2 separate regions of the Homo sapiens genome follow, and region 1 is linked to region 2. Evidence: chromatin contacts called from ENCODE Hi-C or POLR2A ChIA-PET data. All regions are on one chromosome and are shown on one strand. The core of a region is the stretch at or near the end of the contact, and the rest is flanking DNA. Distances in the headings are between cores, read along the strand shown. Region 1 holds the start of TICAM2-AS1 (TICAM2 antisense RNA 1). Region 2 holds the start of REEP5 (receptor accessory protein 5).

What was found. Hi-C counts contacts between places; a loop is a spot of excess contacts on that map. ChIA-PET counts read pairs that join two places held with the same protein, here RNA polymerase II (POLR2A). Pooled maps may share reads with other maps.
Region 1: a loop to region 2 is called in a pooled map, with 3 times the contacts of the local background. The contact joins the promoter of TICAM2-AS1 here to the promoter of REEP5 in region 2. A Hi-C loop is called at or near these places in 1 of 50 pooled maps. POLR2A ChIA-PET finds 5 or more read pairs at or near these places in 2 of 52 experiments (B cell and activated T-cell).

Annotation. Positions count from the first base shown.
Region 1 is chr5:115,599,065-115,603,775 of GRCh38, reverse strand. It overlaps TICAM2-AS1 (TICAM2 antisense RNA 1), which reads right to left and starts at 1,621. Exons shown (of 3, transcript NR_109875.1): 1 at 1,316-1,621; 2 at 620-730. All of the region lies in intron 3 of TMED7-TICAM2 (TMED7-TICAM2 readthrough), which reads left to right. TICAM2 (TIR domain containing adaptor molecule 2) reads left to right here and starts at 1,297. Exons shown (of 2, transcript NM_021649.7): 1 at 1,297-1,679. RefSeq lists a silencer at 1,306-1,805 and enhancers at 1,425-1,947, 1,896-1,975.
Region 2 is chr5:112,920,895-112,925,112 of GRCh38, reverse strand. It overlaps REEP5 (receptor accessory protein 5), which reads left to right and starts at 2,886. Exons shown (of 5, transcript NM_005669.5): 1 at 2,886-3,040; 2 at 3,857-3,950. The coding sequence starts at 2,923. LOC105379123 (a long non-coding RNA gene) reads right to left here and starts at 2,726. Exons shown (of 3, transcript XR_948675.3): 1 at 1,457-2,726. RefSeq lists an enhancer at 1,364-1,483 and silencers at 2,616-2,885, 3,246-3,695.

The DNA of each region.
Region 1 (4,711 bases), core at 372-2,871, 2.7 Mb before region 2:
CTCACTCTGTGGCCCAGGCTGGAGTGCAGTGGCGCGATCTCGGCTCACTGCAAGCTCCGCCTCCCGGGTTCAAGCCATTCTCCTGCCTCACCCTCCCAAGTAGCTGGGACTACAGGCAGCTGCCACCACTCCCGGCTAATTTTTTGTATTTTTTAGTAGAGACGGGGTTTCACCGTGTTAGCCAGGATGGTCTCGATCTCCTGACCTCGTGATTCACCCGCCTCGGCCTCCCAACAGGCCTGAAAGAATTTTAACAAGCAGGATGAGCATAAAGGCAAAGTGGGGTTGTCAACATCAAGGAAACAGAGTGTTGGGAAACAATGGTCGACTTTGTCAATCGCCAAAGAGACTCCCAGGAAAAATGAGGGCAACAAAAGTATCAGTTGGATTTAGGAGGCCACTGCTTACCCAAAGAGTTCAGGTAGAATTGTTGGGAGGTGCAGTGGTTGGAGAATCAACTCCGTGAATAATGAATTGTGTTGACACGGTACATAATACGGTATTTCTGACTACATTGGCGGCATTTCACTAAGTAATTACTACCTGAAGTGCCTACCTTCAGTAAGGCATCCTGTTGTTGGATGGGGAAAGAGAAGGAGGAAATAACTCTTAGCTTTACCTGTACTGTGCTTCTGAGACCCAGGTATGGACCTTCACTCCCAATTTACTATCCATGGTCTCATCCGATGTTCAGTAACTGGGTTCTCCTTTGGCAGGGAGTAGGGATTGCCTGAGAATTAAAAGGGGAGGGGAGATTTCTGAACTGGACCTCTTAGGTTATGACTAGATTGGGTGCCTGAGGCAGCAATGGGGCTTTATAAGGCTTCTTTACGCTTCATTTAACTAATTGCTTTTTTGTTCTCTCTTATTCAGTGGAGTTCCAATCTGTTCGGTTGTGGAGAACGAACCTGAGAAAAAGGATCTTTCGCAGGGTAGTTTTTGGGGGCAGAGGCTGATGTGCTGCACCCCCTAATCAGGGGTATGGTTGGCTGCAGTAGTCAAGTGAGAGGGCCGCAAAGGGAAAGGAAAAGTCGAGACTATCTTAGGGAACCAGGAGAGTCGCTGTACCTCTGAAAGATCTACGGTTTGTCTGGTCTGTAAGGAGCAAACACGGTGGAATTCCTTTCCAGATTTTTCTGGGCCTCGACCTCTGGCTTTTGGGGTACATGCCAAAAAAAAAAAAAAAAAAAAAAGCGCAGGGAGAGTCCACTAGCCTCGGTGACAGTTCCCCATTGCGGTTTCCCCTCCTCCACCCTTCTTTGCGAGCTCCTTCCCTCTGCAGAGAGTTATCCCGCCACATTAACCCCTGACTCACAGCTGGACCGCCCCGGCCCGCAGCGCCACGTCCCGGGTGGGGCCTGCCACGGCAAAGCAGCAGTCCGGCCTCGAGCGGCCCCTCGGGGGCGGCGGGGTGGGCGCCAACAGCAGTCAGGCCTGACAAGCGGCGACCTCCAAGGGTGAGGCCTCTGCGGGCCCCCGACTCACGCGCGTCCGGGCTCTGCAAGCGCGGTGGGGAGCAGGCTGCTGTGGTCGCGGGGACTGGGTTGCGGCGCGCCGCGTACGGGACGGCCCCAAACTCTCGACGCCCGGGGCAAGACGCCCACCCCCTGGGCGCTCTCGCTGGGCCAGAAAGGAAGACAGAAAAGCCGCGGGCTGACTGTGGTGGCGCTCGCCTGCAGGCAAGTACCGGGCGCTAGGGCGGGGGCCGCCGCCGGGGGCGCGGGGTGGGCTGGGGCCAGGCCGCCAGGGGCGCGGGGTGGTCTGGGGGCCAGGCCGCCTGCGCTACCTCCCCAGCCTACCCGACCCGACGGCGCGGGTGCTGGCGCTGTTGTCCCCAGCGGGGCGGGCAGGCCTTTCCGTCACTTGGCTTACTCTGAAGGGAAAATCCACACAGCTGTCTGCCTTTTTGTTTCATTTTGACTAGAAAACCCATTTTCGAAAAGACACCTCAGAACCATAAGCAAATAGCCCAGAGTCTTAAATGCTCTAAAGGCTCTGCATGAGCCCCTGCCAGGCACACAGAGCCAGTGCTGGAGGTTTTGGCATGGGTTTTCCTACTTGGCTTTTTGTGCAAAGCTAATTTGGATAAAAATAATTTGACTGGCAGCTGTGAGCTAGTTTTCAGTGTATTAGGACCTCTCCAGCTTTCCACGGTAGTAAACTTCTTAAAGAAAGTATTTTAAAATATTCTCATATTTATTATTATTTTTTAATTTATCCTTTTAATTTTGAAAAGCAAGGGTGGGAAAGGCTATATGATCTGGAGGTAAAAATACACCATTATATAGAGTTGAAGTGTCATCCCCTGAACCCACATTGCACGTCTACACAGGAGAAGAACTTGTCCTTCTCCAAGTGTTTAGTATTCCTTAGATTAGTGTTTTTCAAACAAGCCTGATGGTAAGACGCATTTGGGACTTTTGTTTAAAATGCATCCCCCCACCTCTGAAGGTTTAATTTGGTAAGCTTGATTTCCAGAATCTGTATTTCTATTTTTTTATTGTTTAATTTAATTTTATGTTCTGGGATACATGTGCAGGACTTGCAGGTTTGTTACATAGATAAACGTGTGCCATGGTGGTTTGCTGCACCTATCAGCCCATCAATCCTTACATTTTAATATTTTGAAGTAGTAGGATGGTTATAAATGGAGTTAAGCAACTCCACTTTATATCTCATTCAAATCAGAAAATAGATAAGCAGGTATAGAATATTGACACCTACATTTGAAGCAAAGTAAATGTGACATGTACGCCTTACCGTATGGAACTTGAAGTATAAACCATGTTTACACTGTTGAATCATGGGCATCTGTGTTGAGTCATTTGTTCCTTATGCTATTCTTAAAATGTATTCATTTAACAAATATCTGCTGTTAAATCTTCTGTCTTTAATCCCCCCTAGACCACACATCCCATTCTAGGTCCCGCTCCCCTACTTTGCTTCTTTTTATAACAAACAAAAATCCTCTTTGAAAGATTTAATCTAAGTCTCCATTTTCATTTTCCCTGTTTCTTCCTACCCCCTCTCATCTGAGGCTTTTTGTCCCCATTACCCCCTGCATGGTCCTGATGTTGCCAATGACTGTCTTGTGAAATCCAGTGTCTGTGCACAGTTCTCATCTTTCCTGACCCCTCAGTAACATTTGATCACTCCCTCCTCAATATTCTTTTTTCTTCACTAATGTTCTTCACTAATATTCTTTCTTCTTCACTTGGCTTCCAGGTCACCATATTCTGCATTTCATTCTGCTTCATTGTGTCTCCAGGCTTCCCCACCACTAAATCTTAGTATGCCACAGAGTTCATTTCTTGGCCATATTTTTCTAGCCATACTTTCCCCCAGGACAATTTGTATCCCAAGCCATATTCCTTGGCTATAAATAATATCTATCAGCTGATGACTTCCAAAATTTTATTCCTAGCTTTAGTTCGCTTCTGAGCTCCAGATGTATGTGTATGTCCAGCTGTTTACTCAGCATCTCCACTTGGAAGTCTGATAGGCATTTAAATTTAGTATGGACAGATAGAACTACTGATGCCAGATTCACCAAGTTCTCCCTCTGTTTCCCCTCAGCTCCCTCCCTTATCTCAATAAACAGCCTCAGTTACTGCCATTCAAGTAGGCCGGAATTCTAGGAATTTACTCTTGACTTCTCTTTTTAGGTCAGACTCCGCATCCAAGCATCCAACAAAATCTGTTGACTCTACCCAGATCTGCCCACCTCTCTCTCCCTCTCTAAGCTAAGCCACAGTCCTCTCCTACCTACATGATTGAGAAGTCTCTGCCTCTGCCCTTGCTCCTCTACAGTCTTTTCCAAATAGCAGTGATTTTTGTCATACATACTCAGAACTTTCATTTCCCTTCAAAACCTTCTGGTGGCTTCTTATCAGAATCACAAAAAAAAAGAAAGAAAAAAAAAAGAAAAGAAAAACAGGCTTACAATGGCTTTAAAGCCCTGTGTGATCTAGTCCCTGACTAGTTCTCTGAACTCATCTCCTGACTTCCCTCTCATCCACTCCACTGTAGTAACACTGATTGTGCTGCTGTTGCCTTTGCCTGCAGCTGGTGTCTGCTAGACCATTGCACACTGTACTCCCTCACTTCTCTGTTAGCATGCTGCCTCAGGGGTTACTGTGCTATTGCAGCAAGATCTCTTTTGCTGCTGGGCCTGTGCGGTAGGTTGCTATTAAATACTGAATGCTACTCTCTAGTATTCCATGAAGCTTATGGAACCTTTAAAACATTGTTGGTTGCTTGAGTTCCCTAATATTAAAAATGCACAACCATTTTTCTTTTGAGCCTAATTTTGATAAGATGGACAGTTTGCCTTTAAGTTCTATGTTTTTATAAAATCTCTTCCTGATTTGGAGATTTGCCCTTTACCATCAGTTTTCATTTTTAGATACAGAAAATGGAAGAAAAATATCCAGTTCACTAAAAAGAATATGTAATAATATTTGGTGGGGGGCAGTTACTTTGCCCCCCTCCCCCCACCAATAGGGGCAATAGGAAATAGGAAGCAATAATCTAACATTTGGAGACTCTTTGAATGGTACCAGCAGCAGGTAGTTTATGGGAAGAAGAAAAATAAAGACACTTGTTCAGAGAATAATATACAAGTTTCTAAGTTCTGCAGTGACTAAGCCAATGTCAGAGTTGTGAAGATTTTATAAGATATTATATAAATTGAACTTTTTTTTTTTTTTTT
Region 2 (4,218 bases), core at 1,637-4,136:
GGTGCACGCCACCACGCCCGGCTAATTTTTTGTATTTTTAGTAGAAATGGGGTTTCACCGTGTTAGCAAGGATAGTCTCGATCTCCTGACCTCGTAATCCACCTGCCTCGGCCTCCAAAGTGCTAGGATTACAGGTGTGAGCCACCGCGCCTGGCCAAATTTCCCATTTTATAAGGACAACAGTCACACTGGATTGAGGTCCACCCTAAGGAGTTCATTTGAATTTGACTACCTCTTTGAAGACCCTATTACCAAATAAGATCACACTCTGAGGTACTGTAGGTTAGGATTCCAACATGTCTTCTTTAGGGAGGTAGAATACAATTCAACCCATAATAGCAATGTAATATAGGGGTAAGAGCCTGATTCTGAATTCTAGCTCTGCCACTTATTGTGATATGGGAACTCACTATGTCTCATTTTTTTTTTCCTTAAATGAGGATGAAACAGGTAGCATCTTCCTCATGCAGCTGTGAGGATTAAATGAACTAGTCCACGTAACACTTGGAATACTGGGTGGTACAACACATGTTAGATATTCATTCATTCATTAATTCAACAAATAGTTATTGAACAACTACTAAGTGCCAGGCACTGTTCAATGTGCTTAAAATATTGAAGCAAATAAAATAAGCAAAAATGTCTACCCTCACGGAGCTCATAATCTAGTGAGGAAAGAAAGATAATTTAAAAATAGAACATGGTCTGGCATGGTGGTGGCTCATACCTGTAATCCCAGAACTTTGGGAGGCCAAGGTGGGCAGATCACAGAGTTCAAGACTGGCCTGGGTAACATAGTGAAACCCCATCTATACTAAAAACAGAAAAAATTAGCCGGACATGGTGGCACACGGCTATGGTCCCAGCTACTTGGGAGGCTGAGGTGGGAGGATGGCTTGAGCACAGCAGGAGGTCGAGGCTGCGGTGAGCTGTGACCACGCCTCTGTACTCCAGCCTGCGTGACAGAGTGAGACAGTCTCAAAAAAAAAAAAAAAAAAGTAGAACATAATGCCAGACAGTAATAAATTCTATGGAGAAAAATCAAGCTAGAGACCACTGGGGGTTGCAATTTGAGATTAGGGGTACCATTTGAACAAATATCTGAATAATGGAAGGGGACAGTTAAATGGTTAACTGGGGAAAGATACTTTCAGATAGAGGAGGGTTTCTGGACTGTCACATTATTGACATTTGGGGCTGGATAATTCTTTGTTGTGGGGGCTGTCCTGTGTGTTACAGGATGTTTAGCAGCACCCCTAGTCTCTAACCACTAGATGCTAGTTGCACTTGCCACCTCCTGCTCTCCTTGTGTGACAATCTGTTTCACAACGAAAGTATCTCTAGACATTGCTACTCCTCCCCCCAGGAGGAAGAAGGGGAGAGGAAGTGCTCCTGGTTGAGAACCACTGAAATAGAAGAAAAGTGAACGAACGCCCAGAGGCAGGAATGGGCTTACCTTGTCTGAGGCACAGCAAGGAGGGAGGCAGTAAGGGAAGACATCAGAAAGGGGAGGGATGAACCATGTCACCTGTGACCCTGATGCCCTCCTTCAGGCAGATAGGAAGTTGCTGGAGGGTTGAGAACAAAAACATAGCACAACTTGACGCACATTTTAAAACAGATTCTACTGTCTGCCACATTGAGAATTAACTGTAGGTGAAAAGACAGAAGTAGACAGCAGGTTGTTTCACTTGTTCACTGATTTGGCTGGGTGGTGGTAGGAACAGCTGAGAAAGCTGAGCTAAGAAGCTCTGAGGAAGAAAGGAGGAAGGAGAATTAGCATAAAAGGAAAAAGCTAGGCGTGGGCAAGATAACTTTTTGCAGAAGTGGAAGGCAGTAGGGTAATTAAGTAGATTTGAAAGCACAGAGGGGTTGTGTAGGACCAAGACAGAATGTTCGGGGCCAGTTGTGGGCAGGGCATTGAATGCTCTGCCAAGGAATGGGAGCTCTAGTCTGTTAGGATAATAATACGGAGCTTCGGACAAAAATTCTGCAGCAGTGTGCAGAATAGGAGTCAACAAGAGTAATTTTAGGAGTGTCTGGAAGTCATATGGGTGAGATAAGAGGAGCCTAGGTTTAGGTGGAGGAAGAGCATGGCCAACTCATTCTGAAGGAAGCAAAAATGAGCTCCTGCCCTAAGGCTTGGACCTTAGAATCTCCGTCTTCTTCAGAGTATTTTGACTGTAGGAAGTGCAGAGTATATTGGCTCCACAGAGAGAATTTGGACACTTGCCACAGTATCAGACACCAAGACAACGCAAGCCCACCATGAAAAGATTTAATGCAGTTTTTGCTTGGAAAAGGTGTACCCCAGGGAGGATGTGTTAGATTTCTTCAAGGGTCTTTACAAGGCAACGATTGTCTGTAGGTGAGAAAAACTGCCAAGTTAAGGCAAAGAGGGAGAAAGCAGGACTGCTTCCAAAGAGTTCTTTCACGATGCTCAAACATTTCAATTTTTTAGGTCAAAAATGCCTTAGGTTTAGCACAGCAATGTAGGTGCCAAACTCATCGCAGTGAATTGCAGGCGGGAGCAACAAGGACGCCTGCCTCCTTTCTGCCTGCTTTTTGCAATAGTCCGATTTGAGAAGGGGACCCACGAGAGACACAAAATGCACGCCCCCACGCCACATCCTTTTTACCCCGCAATGGGTTAAGACTGTCAACAGGCAGGCCACCTCGCAGCGTCCGCGGAGTTGCAGGCCCGCCCCCGCCAGGGTGTGGCGCTGTCCCCCTGGCGCTGGGCGGGGGAGGAGGGGCGCGCGGCGGCCGAGGAGGGGCGCGCGGCGGCCGGGCGGGGCGAGCGGAGGCGAGTGGAGGACGCGTAGACGCGCCGCGGTCCCCGCCTGCCGCTGCTCCGCCGCAGTCGCCGCTCCAGTCTATCCGGCACTAGGAACAGCCCCGAGCGGCGAGACGGTCCCCGCCATGTCTGCGGCCATGAGGGAGAGGTTCGACCGGTTCCTGCACGAGAAGAACTGCATGACTGACCTTCTGGCCAAGCTCGAGGCCAAAACCGGCGTGAACAGGAGCTTCATCGCTCTTGGTGGGTGGCCGGGGGTCGCCGCCGCTGGTAGGGCCACGGGAGCCGCCGCTGCCCCAGCTGCTGGGGAAGGAAGCAGGGAGAGGACTCGGGAAAGGTGGAGTCGGAGACAGACGGGACAAGCAGCATATTCAGGGATCAGGCTGGCCTCCCGGAAAGCGTGGGCATCGGAGGACCCCGCGGGGGCTGCCCAGGCTGAGGGTCGCGGGGCTGGAGGGCAGCTGCGGCGCCGGGCGCTGGCAGCTGGAAGGGCCAGCGCTGACGTATGTCTGCCCCGCGGCCCGGCGCCCTATTCCTGCTGTCCTGCGCGGTGGGCGCGGACGGCGGGGCCCCTGCGGGCGGGCGCGTTGACGGAGGTACCCGGTCCTACCCGACCCTCCGTGGAGCTCCGCCCGGAGAGGGCGCCTCTCGGGTGGGCGGGGGCTGCTACTGCAGCGTGTGCGGGAGTCCGGGCCTCTCGGGACGCTCCCCGCTGAGCGCAGCTTCCCAGGCTGGAGCGCTGCCCAGCAGGCCCTGCGAGAGGGCGGAAGCGGGTGCCTGGGACCGTCCCGGGCGCCGGGGGTTGCTGCGCAAAGCGCCGGGGCCCCCTGCGGGAGGTAGGAGAGGCACAATGGTGGGGCTGCCTGGTATCCCCAGACTTCAAGGCATAGCCCAGCGGACGCGCAGGCCCAGCTTTCGTGTGGTTTGTTTTTCTCGCTCCTTTAATCGAGTCGAGAGGAAAACTCCTACAACAGGCCCAGCCTCGCGGTGTGGGCGGCGGCTGTCCCGCGTGAACGGCTCTCATGCTGCCCGACCCACTTCTCTCCTTGTGGTCCCCAGGTGTCATCGGACTGGTGGCCTTGTACCTGGTGTTCGGTTATGGAGCCTCTCTCCTCTGCAACCTGATAGGATTTGGCTACCCAGCCTACATCTCGTAAGTGACACACCCTGCAGCCGTCCCCTTCCCTTCCTCCATTCCTCCCCGCAGGGCTGCTGCAGTAGACTGCACATCCGCAATTCCCGGGAGAAAAGTGAAAGCTCGGCGGGGAGGGATGAGGTTGGACATAAGGGGTGGGGATAGTATTCACCATTTTGGAACCTTAACTTAATCCCTATCTCTTGACGATTAGCCCAGAGGTATTTTCATTAGATTATCCTGGTGACCAGTGTCCCCTCTCTTTGGCACACTAACAGGAAAGCGC